Regions from separate parts of the Mus musculus genome. Here region 2 is linked to region 1. The links are chromatin loops, found by intact Hi-C in ENCODE. Cell type or tissue: left cerebral cortex. All regions are shown on one strand.

What was found. Peaks named below come from ENCODE experiments on the same cell type or tissue, not always from the same donor. Only the 100,000 strongest peaks of a DNase experiment are listed, where the experiment ranks them.
Region 2: a loop joins it to region 1, with 2.5 times the contacts of the local background. A loop is called at or near these places in 12 of 42 quality-filtered maps.

The regions. Positions count from the first base shown.
Region 1 is chr2:160,868,298-160,876,297 of GRCm38, forward strand. It overlaps Zhx3 (zinc fingers and homeoboxes 3), which reads right to left and starts at 4,693. Exons shown (of 4, transcript NM_177263.3): 1 at 4,494-4,693. It overlaps Gm35129 (a long non-coding RNA gene), which reads left to right and starts at 4,701. Exons shown (of 3, transcript XR_866921.2): 1 at 4,701-7,134. In left cerebral cortex, no CTCF peak of the experiment used is centred here; DNase peaks (open chromatin) are centred at 3,216, 3,380, 4,094, 4,358 and 2 more places; H3K4me3 peaks cover 2,485 bases; H3K27ac peaks cover 3,533 bases.
Region 2 is chr2:160,800,301-160,808,300 of GRCm38, forward strand. All of the region lies in intron 2 of Zhx3 (zinc fingers and homeoboxes 3), which reads right to left. Among named protein-coding and RNA genes, the nearest start is that of Zhx3, 69 kb to the right of the region's middle. In left cerebral cortex, no CTCF peak of the experiment used is centred here; DNase peaks (open chromatin) are centred at 4,720, 4,988, 5,853 and 6,116; H3K27ac peaks cover 2,464 bases.

The DNA.
Region 1 (8,000 bases):
AAACACAAGCAATGAGCAGGGACTGGAGAGAGCAGTAGGAGCTGGGTGGCACCTCAAAGTATTTACAGATATGACGGTTCAGTACAGTGGATAGCCACTTAACAAAGAGGTAGTCTGACCTTGTCTTTTAACCACTTCACCCTGGATTCTGTAGAAGAAGCAGGAGAGAGTGAGGCTAGAAGACCAGCTGAGAGGCATCAACAGTCATCCAGCTGAGAAAAGAGAATGCAAGATTAGGAAAGAACAGAACTTGAAATATTCTGGGGTGGCTTGAGGGATGGATGCATCAAGAATGAAGACAACAGATGTAGAAGTTTGAGCAGGAGACTGAAAGACCAAATTGGGGGTTTGGGGTTTAGCTCATCTGTAGGATGATTAGTTAGTAAACACAAGGACCCAAGTTATCATGAAACAGGAGTGGAGGGAGCAGGCAATTTGTAGACATGTGAAGTTTGAGATGAGGCAGCAAACAAAGACAACAGGAAAGTTTGATAGATGAAAATGCAAGCCTCAGGCAGGGAGTTGGTTGGGGTGGGGGGAGACGCTTTAACGAGGGAGTTGTCTCCATGTAATGCATATTAAAGTCTTGGGTGAGAATAACTGGGATAGGAATATAATGAGAGAAGAGAAATAGCTGAGTGAGAAAAGAAATGATAATATTGAGCTATGGTGATTACATGCTTTAATTCCCAGAATTTAGGAAACTGGAGCTAGAGGATTACAAGCTCAAGGATTCCCTAAGCTATACAGTGAGTTCAAGGGCAGCTTCAGCTATACATCAAGACTCTGTCTCAGAGGAAGAGATGGAAATCTAAAACTGAATAGGATTAGGCAACCTCTACAAAAGCACACAGACTTGCATGCAAATACATTTGCAACAAAAGTCCACTGATAAATAAACTTCAACATATTCCCTATAGTCCCTAGGCAGGATAAAATTTCCATTTAGGACATATATACTACACAACCAAGTTCTTACATATTTGAAACATAAGCATCAAAAGTTTTTTCTAAGGTCTCTGGGCTGTATTATTCTAGGAAAGGTTCAGAGAAAACATTAAATCTCCCCCCACAAAACTCAAACAGACTCCCCCCTAAAAACAAAAGTAGCCTATCTGATGTTCAAACCTATAAGAATTTTATTTTACACTCAAAAATACAATTTTCCCCATCCCTATTTACTACAGATGTTGTTTTCTCCTGAAAGACGAAGCCCATACTTTCCAACAGCTCAAAGGTCACACAAGAGATGAAAACTGCTCAAAGGTCAAGGATTAAATATAAAATTAAAAAAAAAAAACAAGTGTGTGCACCTCCAAAGCCATCCAAAACTGATAAGCAGAGAGATAAAAGGACAGAACTGCCAAGAAAGTAAGTAAATATAACAGCTACCCCTCCCCCAGATGAAAACACATCAAGGCTGTAATTACACCTTTGGGTATCTGTGGACACAAAAAGCTCACTATGCTCTTAAGGCTTATACTACCGCTAAGAACTACCAAACTGGGACGCTTTAGACTGCTCCAAAAGCCAAAAAAACATTTGCCAAAAAATGTTTCTTCTTAAAACTGTTCAAATTAAATCAAGGTCTTTTCTTTTCTTTTAAGATTCATTGATTTTATTATTTTGTGTGTATGAGTGTTTTGTCTGCATGTATGTATGAGCATTAGATGTGTGCTTGGTAGTTATGGAGGTCAGAAAACTGTATCAGTCTCCCTGGGGCTGGAGTTAGAGATGGTTCTGAGCTGCCATGTGGGTGCTGGGACTCAAACCTTGATCTTCTTCAAGAGTAATAAGTGTTCTTCACTGCTGAGCCAACTCTACAGCCTTTCTTTCTAATTTTATTATTATTTTTATGTGTATGGATGTTTTGTCTTTGGTATATCTGTGCACCACTGTTCTGCTGGTACCCACAGAAGTCAGTGGAAGGCATTGGACTCCTGGGGCTAGAGTTGCAGATAGTTGTCCATGTGTGTGCTGGAGATGGAACCTAGTCCTCTTTGGAAGAGCAGCCAGTGCTCTTAGCTGCTGAGCTGTCTCTCCAGTCCCTAAGATTGTCATTCTTTTCAAGATACTAAGGCTCACTTTGTAAAGTTCATCTAGATATATTAACAAGAGGAAAATTGCAGAGTTTACAAATGTGTTACTCCACCTCATGATATAGCTACTTAGAAGTCTACCAGCAATGTCACATGACTAGATGGACAACTAGCATCCATTGTTTACTCAGTGAGCAAATACTAAATACCTATAGTGGAGCAGGAACAGTTCTAAACCCTGAGGGTACTCAGTGAAACAAGGCCTCGAGCTGGTTAGATAGCAAAGGAGACAGACAATAAACCAACAAATAAATACTACCAAGTGGTGCTAAGTACAGCAGAGGGTGATGTGATCTTGTAGAGTTGTTGGGAAATCCTGAAGACCTAAAGTTAAGGAAACCCATCTTAACTTTACAGTATCTAGGCCAGCTGTGTACACAGAAGAAGCATAAATGCAGAGGTGCTGAGGCTGGAGTATGACTGAAGTTCTTAAAAAGCTGAGACTGATTTGGCCAGGTTGGAGACAGGCAGCGCAATAGGCCATAGAGAGGACTGCAGGAGAAGTTACTGGAGGGCTGCAAGCATACAACTCTTGAGACCTGGATTTCTTTTCTTCTTCTTCTTCTTTTTTTTAAAAGTTTTTAAAGGGAAAATAATTGCTCATAAAAGCAAGACATACCCCTCACAATCTATTTATAAATGGAAGGAAAAGTATACGATAAAACTCATATAGGCTGGTAGCACTTTGAGAGAGAGAAAAAAGAAAACACATATACTTGGGAGCAAAAGACTGAAAAAGATAAATGCCAAACTAGTTTACTAGTGTTTGTAAATTATGAGGATTTTTTCCCTTACGCGTTTGTTACTCAAATTTTCTGCCTTAAAAATAAATCAGAGACAGAAAAACAGAGATGCTCACCCATACACAAGTGCTCACACATGCTCATTCTCTCTCTCTCTCTCTCTCTCTCTCACACACACACACACACACACACCACACCACACCACACCCCGTACATCCCAATTTTGGACACAACTAGTCTGAAATCTCACTTCAACTGAGGGAAAAAACCATCATAGGGAACTTTTTCTTTTCCAAAAAAATTACCACACTTCCCACGCAATGTTTGCCTGTCATGAACCACTGCACAAATCAAGCATGGCCCAATGTATCAAGGTCACAAAACCAACTTGGTTAATATGTTTATCATTACACAGCAGCCCTGTCCCTTAAAGCTGCTTTGATACCATCTCTCCAAGGCACACACATACAAAGGCCCTTTTGCTCATTTCCTAAGTCTCTTTGATACATTCTTTGCTGTTTCTGGATTTTTCCACTGTATGTCTCTTAGAAGCAAATTAAGCCCGAAATCAGTTGTTCCAGCTAATGAAGTGTGCTTTTGGATCTTTTCTCCTCGGTTGAGAATTATCCGGCAAGCTACCAATTATTTTAGAACACATTTCTGTTAGTTTTGAAATATTGTGATGCTACGTTACCACAAACAAAAAAATAAATCAAGATAGCAACATACGAGACCATGTGTGTTTGTGTGTGTGTGTGTGTGTATGTATGTGTATATATATATATATATATATATATATATATATATATATATATATATATATGAAAAGTGCCGTACTCTTTTTTTTCATTAAAAAAATGTGTAGATGCCTCATGAATAAACATTTTAGGCTATCTAGATAAATATATGTGTTGGCATGACATCCAGAAAGGCAGAAAAGAGCATGCCTTCCCTTCTCTAACACCCCCACCCCCACCCGCGTCACATAACAGTTTCTCACAGGACACACTACCCTGGCAATCACTGTTCACAAATGCAAGCCACACAACTCAGAATGCCTCAAGCTCTCAGGTACTTTGCACCCTAAGCCCCACACCCCACCCACTCCCCAATCACTTCCAACAGGTTTCTCTGAATGAAAACCCCAAACTGGAGAGGCTTCCCAGGTCCCAAACTCTGCTCACACGCCCATCTGGATATCCCAGAACCCGGGTGTTTCCGCGTGGGCAAGGAGGATTCCACTGTACCCCGGAGTGGTTCGAGTCCCGACGCTCATTTCACCAGACGCACCGGTGCCAGCCGCTCGCCAGCCGCCCGCGGGATGCGGACACACGCACCCACGGCCAGGCCCCCCACCTCCGGCCCGCTTCGGCTCCTTCTGCAACTCTGTCCCGCGCGACCACCCAGACCCTGGACTCCCGGGCGTGGAGCCCACGGCGAGCGAGCGCGGCGCTGACAGATGGGGAAGGCGGGACATCGGGGGGAAGGGGCGGGGCCGCTCGGAGCGGGGGTGCTGGCGGCTGACAGGGCCGGGCGGGAGCCGGGCCTGGCGGGAAGGCGCTCGCAGACACACAGGGGCTGACAGGCGGGGAGACACACAGACGCCCGGGACTGACAGCTCTGGGGACGTTGGGCCTCGGCGGGCGCTCACCTGGCGGCGGCGGCGGCGGCACCCGTGGCCCCCGCTGCTCTCCCCACGCCGCGAGCCTCCCTCCTTCCTTGGTGGGCGGCCGGCCGGCACAGGCCCCGCGGAGGCGGCGGCGGCGGCGGTGGCGACGCCAGATCCACGGACTGCTTCTGGGGCGAAGACGAGCAGCACCAACTGACTCCCGGCCGCTCGGCCGAGCTCGGTGGCACTCGGAGGCGTTCGGCTCCGGTCGGCCCTCCTCGACTCGGCTGGGGGCGTGGCTCGACCCCACCCCCCACCCCCCGCCCGGGTCGCCTCAGGCGCTAGGAGGCGGGGCTTTGGGAACGGGCGCAAGCCCCTTGACGTCGCGGGGAGCGGACCTTACCCAGAGCGCATGCGCAGCTCGGCTGCGGGCCAGCGTTCTCTGTGTTGGGGGCCACGGGGGCAGGGGAGGCGGACAACTGAGCGGATGCTGAGGCCCTAAGCGGTTCCCGGCCTTTGTGCTCCGTATCCTGGTCTTTCTTGAGGGCCACCTAAGGAAGGCCACACGAGGTTAAACTTTCAAAAGGATGTAGTCTGGGCAAGGGTCCCAGACCCATGCGCCCTCTCTCCAGTGCAGTGTTTCCAAATTAGCCACATTTGGGAGTTGCTTTAACGCCACTAAGGGTTCACGGCAGGTTCTAGTATCTTGTTTACTCAGAGAAATAGCGGCCGAAACGAAGGCATGATCTCCGATTCTTTAACACTGTCTTAGGATAGTGGCGCTTTCAAACACCTGCTCCCTTCATGTACATTTTCACAGCTGCTGTTGGCCTGGAATTAAAAATCTTGGTTCCTGTTCCAGGCACCTTTTCACAACAGAACCTAAATCTGTGGCAAATATGTTTAGAAAGTGGTCCCCTACTGCTTCGGATCCAGATTGACAAATAGAGCTCTGAAGACTGAGCGGGTCCCAACCCCAAATTAGCTTATATCGAATATCAACTGGCCACAATTGCTCATCCACAAAAGGCAACAAAATGTTAGGATTATATAGAATGAGTGAGAAGATTAAATGGCAGTCTATATAAAGCTTCTTGCACGTTATCTTGGTGTTTAGCAAATGAGGCTGACTTTATTGCTGTGTATAAGATGGTCTACACCCATAATCTCACTGAAAGAGGCTGAAGCAGGAGGATTGCAAGTTTGGGATCAGCCTAGGCTACAAAGCAAGTTCCAAACCAGTCTGGACTACATAGTAAGAACCTGTCTCAAAGAGCAAAACAAAAAAAGCTGAATTTATCACAGTTAGTAAATGTATGTTTTAAGTGTGAGCAATGTGTCAAACTTAACATGTCCAGCATCAAACACTAGAACTTGTACCTTAACACACTGCATATGGTTATTACACAATCTTCCTCATTACATACAGTTCATGTCAAGCCCAGTTTTGTTTTGTTTTGTTTTGTTTTGTTTTGTTTTTAATGATCAGGCCAAAGGTCTCAGCCACCCTTCACTCCTCTCTTCCAATCATAGCCATCTTAATCCATTAGCCAGCCTGCCAGCCCCACCTTTAGACATCTGCATGCTGGGAATACTGCAATAGCATCTTCCCTACCTGCTCTCCTTCATTCCAGCCTGTAGTCAACACAGCAGTCACTGGGATCTTGTTAAAGCCTAAGCCAAAATAATGTTCCTGGGGGCTGGGGGGGAGGAGAGGAAGGAAGGGAAAACGATTAGAATGTAAAATAAATCATTTTTTTATAAAAAAAAACCCAATGGTTTCTATCTTGGGCACATTATTTTTTTAAAAAACAGCCTTTATTCCAGGGACCCCTAGATCACGTGCAATCTGTACCTTTTTTCTAACTAAGCGCATTTCCTTCTTCCTCTTGCCTCAGCCAGCCACACCAGCCTCCTTCCTGCCCCTGGAACATGAATGACTCTTGCACTTAGGATATGTTCTCCTGAGCATCGGGAAGATGTGTCTCACTTCACATTTCTATTCAAAAGGTATTTCCTTTGATGGATATCAAGTCCCACCCTCACCATGCCGTCTCCCTTTTCTGTGCTTTGCCTCTCTGCCTGGCCTGTATAACCTCTCCTATCTTTCATGTCCCTCAGGGCAGGAATGTTTGTTTTGCTTATTTTCAGCATCTGGAACATGGGCAGACATGTTCAAACACTCAATATTTCTTGAATGAATGAGTATATAAGATATGTTGTACTCCAATTTATTTTTATTTATTCAACCAATTTTCCAAGTACCTCGTCTCACCTAGGCACTCTGAGAGATGAAGACGTAAGCAAGACAGTCTCCCAGATGCCAAAGAGCTCCATATTTCAGAAGAGACAGACATGTCACGCTGCAGTTCTGGAGGAGAATATGCAAATGCCAACTGCTTTGGTAAACATAGCACAGAGGGTATAATTACCAGTATGGAGCAAGTAAGCTGGTGCTTACATGTAATCCCAGATACTCAGGAGGCTAAGGCAGAAGGACCACAAGTTTGAGCCAGCCTTGGCAACTTTAGCAAGACCTTATCTCAAGATAAAAATTAAAGGCAGAAGAGAGACTTGCTACTGGGGGCATACAGTGCTTGCCCTGGCATAGCCAAGCCCTGGAGTTCCATCTCCAGTACCAGTGGAGAGAACAAACATCCAAAGGGCCAAAGAAACAATGAAGGTGAGTGGGGGAAGGGCTCCCAATAACACTGGAAGCTGGAAGCTGAGCCTGGGGAGATGACTGGAAGTGAGTCTAGGCAGAGGCAGCAACCAGCACACACTTAGTGTCGGGAAGGATCTCAAGGAGGAGGGGAAGTTGTTGATGATATTTAATCAGAGGCAAATTATTTTCCTTCAACAGAAAAAGGACCCATGAGAGGACTCGGCAGGTTAGGCACTTGCTGCCAAGCCTGAAAATCCGAGTCTCATCCCCGGGACCCACATGGTAGAAAGAAAAAAACTGACTCCTGATAGCTCTCTGGTCCCGTAAATAAATAAATAAAATTTAAAAGTTTCTTTTAAAATGAAATGTCCTAGGAAGATGGCTTGGACAGTAAACCTCTTGAGAATAGAAGTTTGGATCCCCCAGACTTAAAAACCACTGGTGTGCTTGAAAAAAAAGTGGATTTGGGGCACATATACCCAAAGGACCCTAAAGACGCTTGCAGATACATGACTATATATAAATCTTTACCCTAGCAAGGAAAGGGAGCTAGCTAACTTAGATGCTCATCAACTGGCGAGTACATAATGTTGTAATATGCATAATGGAATTTTACTCTGCATAATGAAAATATGAAACTTTCAGGGAGACGGGTGACTGGAAAGTAAATTTTAGCAAGGTGACACAAATTCAGAAAGAAAAGGCCTCACAATCTCTCTCAGATATGGATCCTAGCTTGTAATATATATATTACATATGAATTAGAGTAAAGGTCTGAAGAGTTGGCTCAGCAGTTAGGAGCTAGTACCACTCTTGCAAAGGACTCACGTTCAGTTTCCAGCACCCATGTCAAGTAGATCACAACTGCCTGTAATTCCAGCTTC
Region 2 (8,000 bases), 68 kb before region 1:
AGACCTGATGCCCACTTCTGGTGCATCTGAAGACAGCTAAAGTGTACTTAGATATAATAATAAATAAATCTTTTAAAAAAATGGGAAACTGGGTGTAATGGTTTAAGCCTATAATACTAACACTCAGGAGACAGCACAATTGCTAGAGGCTTGAGACTGGCCTGGGCTACATAAGATTCAGTCATAAAACAAAACACTAGTCATGTGTGGGTGGGTGTCCTGTGCTTCCATGGAGTAAAGAAAACCACTTTTTAGTGTTTCTACAGTAAAGGGATCACTGTCATTAGGAGGAATGCTGGGTAGATATCTGGAATCGAGGCCACTACTATCTAGACAAGAACAAACAATGATATTTTCTATGTGTGCTAACTACCTACTATCCCAGTCACATCTGGAATCCTGGCTTCATTTTCCAGTTCTAAAATACATCTAAATTGATAGGTTCTCGCTGATATCTTCTCATAGTCTGAATCTCAGGAAGTCAATACTGACTCTGTCTTCCTATGTAGAACCTAAAGGTCATAGAAGGTATGAGCTATGAGTCCTTTGCTCATTGTTCAATGTGCTCCTTACTCTTCCAATGCCAAGGTTTAGGCCCTTGAAATATTTTTGTTTTTATATATAAATATTACATAGCGATTACAGCATATTGTACTTGATAAATGATCATCCCCATTCCAAACAAGCTATTTCTCTGCTCTTGAAAGAACAAGTTATTGGGGGCTATCAAAGCAACATGGAGACGGGCTGCAATGAACTGACACTGCAGGTAGGAACCTAAGGGAGGATCCACTCTTGATTGGGAAGGGAATGAAGGAAGAGTTGAGAGAGGTGAAGTCATACAGGGAAAGGAGCAGCTGCTGAGATTAGCAAAACTCCTTAGTGTCACAGAGGTAGGCAGGGCAGCATCAGATCCTGAGTCAGAGCTCTTAACCTTGCTACTAATGAAAAATTGCAACAGGAAGCTCTACACTTGGGAATAGGATGCTGTCCTATATTTTGTAGGGTCTGTCACTATATCCCTGACCTTTACTCACTAGAAACCTGTAGCTTTCCATAATACCCAAGTATTGACGACCTATCAAGATTTGAGGCTCTTCCAAATGCCCCTAAGTGAATGATTATCTCTTTAGGTAAAGATGTAGCAGAGAAGGGGTGGCTGGATAGGGGTGGTCTGGGCAGGTGCAGAATAAGGAGAGGCCTAGAGCCAGAGGAAAGGCAAAGAGATGCTGCTGCAAGGACTCTCTCACAAGAGCCTCAGATGTGAACTCTGACAAGATGAAGTGCACAGCCAGTGAGAACCCATGATGTGGGCTTGGTAGAAAAAAATCCCAGCCTAACACCTACTAAGACAGGAGCAGACTCTAGAACTGGGCAGCTTGGCAAGGTCAAACACTCTTTTTTTCTCTTTTGAGTAAAAGGAAGTATGAAAAGACATGCTGCAAGAAAGTTAAGAATCTGGCATTCTCCTCTATTTGGGAGATTTGAGTGATCTTGGATTAGGAGAAATTTTGATCTAGGATATGATTATGAGAGCAATTCACCCTAGTCTTCTCAAGCCAGCTCCTTTCCCCTGCATCTCATCCTTGGCCTGCTGTTACCCAAGAACAGAAAAAAGAGAGTGGGGATACACATTCCTGGGAGACATAAAGGAAAGGGGAGGAGGACGGTGAAGATGAGAGAATTTTGAGGTACTGAATATATAGTGGAGTTCATGAATGGGACTACATTTCTCAGAAAAATGAAAAAAGGCAGAACTAGGGTCTGCAGAAGTTGAGCAGAGGAAAATGGAGGAGAAAGGAATATTTGCAAAATGCTCACTGCATAGCAATGTGGGGAAGGCACATTACCTGCATCACCACAATATCATGTAATACTCAAACATGGAACAGGCATTAAGATGTTTTCATAGCAGAAGTACAAAGAAGCAAAGTTACAGATAAGGGAGCCCATGGAACGACCAGTGCCCCAGGCGTGGATGGTGGATTTCTCCTTGTTGTGTCATCTTAAGTTTAGTATACCACGAACCTTTTACTCTATGTGAGTTGGGACTGCTTGCATACAGGTCTGTGTGCTCCAGTGAACTAACATCAGACTGTCATTGGGATTCCTTGTTTTCAGTGTCCTCGTATGTACCAAGCCTAACAGCCATCAAGGAAGCACGTGACAAATGATCGCAGAGGCCTAGCTGTCTGGATTTACTGCATACTAACAAGCACACTCAGCTATATACCTGCCTCTCCTGCTATGCCATCATCTGCTAGAAAAAAGCAGGGCTGGCTTTTCTCTCCTGAGCTATACATAATCCAGACTTTGAACAGGGGACTGTGCTACTGCTACAGCTCTGCTACATTAAGTATTAAAATTTCCCCTAAAGACCCAGCATTTTTACCAGTATTGGTACACAATAATACAGGCTGAGTACTGAGATATTTAAGTTTAGATACTTTACTCAGATTTTCTATCTTCACAACATTCATTATCTCTTGCTCTGCTAGAGAAACATGCAAAAGAATCTGAGAAATGGGATGCTAAGAAGACAGTTAGTATAAGTATAATCTTGATTCTAAACTGTGAGCATCCAGTCCCAAACGGCTGTGGATTTTACTCTGGTACTCAACAGAAAATGGTTAGCCATGTTTGCTTGCCTTTTATATCTATTTCCTAGGAGCTAACCCTGGAATGCATGTTGTCATGATTGAAGGATGAATGAAATAAGCAGAAAACTATTAATTTGTCTTGGGATTGACTAAAGCTGAACTCTGTATAATAATCCCCCCTTTTACATAGTTACCTGAAAAATGTGTCTTTCTGAACCATCTTAGAGCATACACTTATCAAAAAGTGATTCCCTGCTAATATTCACATTAGTCCTAAATGGTTCTTTAGTTTCTGAAGGCCAAAATTTGTTGTTCTCTTATAAACAGATATACATGCACTGAACACTGAAACTTGCATGGTTTAGGGCTGGTGAGTTGGTTCATTGGGTAAGGGTACTTGGCCCCACACCTGATGACCTGAGTGTAACAACTAAAAGCCACATGGTAGAAGGAAAAACAAGCTCTGGAAAGTGGTCTGCTGACCTTCACACTCACTGTGGCACACATGGTCACATAAAAAACAAAATTATAATAATATTAAATTCAATCAATCAATCAGTAATTTTTAAAAGTTATTTCCACTCATGCTTTGCCAGTTTGATTGGGCCTTTTCCCAAAGCAATTCTTATATAAGGTGAGATTTTAAGAGATAAGATCATGCCAATGTTCAGACTTTCAAAATGTTACTTGTATTAGCATTAGTGCTAGTATCTAAGTATTAGTAGATGATTATTTATATGTGTAAACTAAGAATTATACAAGGCTGGACACCTGTAAGCATAGCACTAGGGAAGTGAAAACAGAGGCAGGAGAATCACTACAAGTTTGAGGCCAGTCTGGTCAATATAGGAAGTTCTAGGTCAATCAGGAACGTAGCTCTGTCTCAACTACATAAATAAATGCATGCAAAAGAATATGTATACATTTTGAGGCTTGTTAAACACTGGGTTGCTCAGCTGCATCAGGTCCTCTCCAAGAGTGGGCATGTCATTATGTCTGAAGACAGATAACCTGGGTTCCAACTCTGACTCAGCTGCTTCCTCGTACAGGATACTTAGGTTTGGGGAAACACGGAATCTCCCCAACCTCGGCTTTCTCTGATACAATATTGGAGTGAAACAGCACTGAGTCTACTACAGTGGACATGATAGTGTGTGTATATGAGTCTTTGACAGCATGTTGAAAGTTCAGGAGACTTCTTGCCTCCTGCCTCCTTTCTCCACCAAGGTCATCCCTGAGCAGTGTCCTCTCCTTATTTGCTGCAGAGACTTCAGTGACCTACACTACCTGCACCTGTGCTTCCCATATGGTCGTCCAAGTCACAACCTATCTGCCTTCCCAGGACACGGATCACTATCTCTACTGACTTCATGCAGAAACCACTTCAGCCTGGTATTATGGCCCTTCCTTAGTTTGGTTCAATCTGCCTTTTTTATGCTCAAATGTACTTTTCCTCACCCTGTTCTGCCAAGGCAATCTCTGGTTTCTGGAATATCTTCAGCCCTAGTGCCGACAGAAGACATTCTAGGCTGTTTCATGCCATGACTGAGATGTACAGCACACAGTCTATAGTCAGCTCGTTTCGCTCCCTTCCCCACTCTTAACGTTAGTTCCAAGTGTAATTCTACTAGTACCTTAAATTCCAGAGGGTCTCATTACTCCATAACTTTAAAGCCATATTTTCCCAGAAACTTTTTTTTTTTAAAGAAAGAAAGCTTCTTGAGTACACTGCAGGATAAGCTAAGCAGCAACGAGACCCTTCCATCTAGCAAACTCCTAAATAGTCTCCTAACAATCTTAAACAACACTGATCAAAAAGCTAAAAAAAAAAAAAGCCCTTATAAATGCCCTCATTTCTACCAATCACTTTGTCAAATACTGTGATTTGTGTGTTTTCTATTATTATATCTGCCTCACAATTGTGTAAAATGTTTCATGTTTTCTTCTAATTCATCAGCTGCCATCAGCGTCTTCTTTGGAGGGTGGGCCAGCACTCAAGCCTTCCAAGGTGCCATCAATCAGTAAGTGTCTGTATGCAGAGCAGAAGCTGCTCCCACCCTGCTGGGCAGATCTGGTGAAGTGCACCTCTTCATGCCCAAGCACAGTCACGGGGACAATGGAACAGCAGAAGAGCATTCCACTATACTCCTGTTTAAATAGTTAAAATGTTCATGTCCACCAGAGCACAGGAAGAAAACCCTTTTCATGTGTTCACAACTCACTTTAGAAAGTCAATTATATTTACCTAAAGTCAGTGGAGCTCAAAAGCATATTTCTCTCTCCAAAACCTCATTCTTTTGCGAGTCCCTTGCTTTGTGGAATGACCATGGGCAATCATCTTTGCAGGCCCTGCTGATGCCAGTTTATGGCTGTGTTTTTCTGCTCACTGAACTGGCTCATTCCTTCAAGAGAACAAACTGTTCTGCACTGAAGCAGGAATTGGCTGGGTTCTAACAAAAAGATCCCCCCCCCCAAGTGTTTTTTTGCAAAAGACCCAAGTCAATTTATAGCCAAGTAACAAAAGGTCAGAAAGGTTAGTTAAGCAATGGGCGTAATTCCTGTGTGTCACAGCCAATAAAGGAAATGGGTGGGAATAAATAGTATGCAATTTTAACCTGAAATCATTTGTGCAAAATTACTATTGTAAACTACATAAAACAGTCTCTGGCTTCCAATGTTAGGAATTATTCTGATTTTTCAAAGGCATATTTACTGTGGAAGAACTGAGGTGACCTCAAGTCTTTTGTTTGCAAGAAAAGAATGTAAAAAACTCATATATAAGAATATTTTTCAGTTCATAAATTTAAATACTCAGATAAAAATTAAATATCTTACAGTTAACTGATGGGTAAAATTTACATAGTTGAATTTAAAATAAAATCCCTGTCAACAGGGATTTGGCATTGATCAAAAAGCTAAGAAAAGTCCCTACAAAACTACAGTTTATTTGTCTTAACTGTGCTAGAGGTATAAAAACATACTGTATTATTCATCAAGTTTAAGAACAAGGAAGGGGCTGCCTTTCTAAAGCAGACATGAAAAATACATCAACAGCCAGGTAAGGGAAAGACAGATAAGAAACAGCCTTCCATGGGTCTGTCCTGTAAGAAAGCTTTTCAGACCCTGAGGCTGTTGGAAAGCCTCCACCAGAAGTCCCTCATCCACTTTAGGAAGTTTAAAGTTGTAACTGTTGAAAACAATCCTATTATCTAAAAGATGAGTGACTAAACAGAACAGCGAGTGCCATGAGCTGGGCAACAGGGATAAGCCATGAGCTCACTTCTCACCTACCTCTCTAAGTACAATGGGAGTAACACAAGAGGCAATCAAAGGATGTTGGAAAGACAGAGGAAGGAAGAATAACGGTTAACAACCCAGGAACAACATGCAGCTGGGCATGTTATGATACCCCTCCATCACACAACAGAAAAAGGTAGCAGGCTCAATGCTACCCAACCCCCAACCTAGCAAGAGAAGGCAGCCAAATAGGAGCTCTATCGACAGTACCAGGCCAGCTGCCAACACCAACTAGCAGAATACCTCATGTCCAGCTGAAAATAAATCAGGCTAGGGAAATACTCCCACTTTCTCTACAGAGTGCCCAGAAGTCACCTTCATCCCAGCGAGACTTGCTCTCCTTACACACAGGCACCAGCACCACAGCCTGGGGAAACTTATTATTTAATATTCTATCAATAAGGCCCGATGGGATCTTCCAGCAGTACCACAGGATCTAAGCAAACCAAAGAGTTTGCAGTCTACTGGGACTGCAAAATATGGCGACTCAACAGCAAATTAAGACACAGATTCTCCCAGTGTTATAGAAACACTGTTCACAACAGTGAAAATTACTGGTCATAACCAGAACCAAGAAAATCACAACCTGAATGAGAAAATAGTCAACTGATGCCAAAGCAGCCATCAGAAAAACATTTCAGCAAGCAATTACAAGGGCCCTCCTTTTCCTAAAAGATCTCCCATTAGTTTTCTGACCTTCATATATATGCCATGGAATGTTGAGCTCTCCTTGTAAATAAGCTTAGTATTTAAAAACCCATGAACAAACACCGACTTCTATTTCATGACATACATATAAGTACCTAGGGGAGGGATAATCAAAAACACAATGGGTAAACGGTTGGAAAACAGGAGTAGGAAGTACATGAAGAGAAATATTAATGGATGAGACAGCGGTGGATGCATGGTTTCTCACCATATATTCTTATTTCTTTATAGTAACTTTGAAAGTTTTAATAGTAAAATGTTAGAAATTCTGAGAAGAAAGCAATCATAAATGGGGATGGAGGGAGGGAGAGACCTAGGAGGGAGAGTAGATGGGTGGGGGAAGTGGGTGTTGGGGGAGAGGGGAACCTGATTTAGTATTGGGTGAGGGAAAAGGACTGAAGCCCCGAGGGTCAGCAGAAAGAATGGAAACAGACAACCTAGGGAAATAGGAAATTAGGGAACCCTCCAGAATGTACCAGAGATCTGGGAGGTGAGAGACTCTCAGGACTCAAAGAGAGGAGCCTTAGATGAAATGCCTGACAGTAGGGAGAGGGAACTTACAGAGTCCACTTCCAGCAGGAAGACAGGACATCAAGTGAGGGATGGGGTTGCCATCCCACAGTCACATCTCTGACCCATAATTATTCTTGTCTGAAAGAATTACAGGGATGGAAATGGAGAGGAGCCTGAGGAAAAGAAGGTCCAGTGACAGGCCCAAAGTGGGATCCAGCTCAAGGGGAGGTCCCAAAGCCTGACACTATTACTGAGGCTATGGAGTACTCACAAAAAGGGACCTATCATGACTGCCCTCCAAAAGACCCAACAAACAGCTGAAAGAGTCAGATGCAGATATTTGTACCCAATCAATGGACAGAAGCAGCTGATTCCTGTTGTTGAATTAGGGAAGGCTGATAGAAGCTGAGGAGAAGGGTGATCCTGTAGGAGGACCAGCAGTCTCAATTAATCTGGACCCCGGAGATCTCTCAAACACTGGACCACCAAACATGCAGCATACACCAGCTGATGTGAAGCCCCCAACACACATGCAGCAGAGGATTTCCGGGTCTGTGTTCATTCAGAGATGATGCACCTAACCCTCAAGAGACTGGAGGCCCCAAGGAGTTTAGAGGTCAGGTGGGGTGGGGGGGTAGGTTCATCTGCATGGCCACAGGTGGATGGGGAAGAGGTATGGGATGTGGAACAGTCGGAGGGTAGATGGGGGGAATAAAATATGGAGTATAAAATAAATTAATTTTTTAAAAAAGGAAAAAACCATACTTAAAAGAAAAAGGAAGGCATTCAGAATACCTTTCCCTCTCCTTACGCCCTTCTCCTATAGTCTCCATTCACTCCTCATTCATCTGTTAAATCTTACTAGGCCACACTGAAATGTTG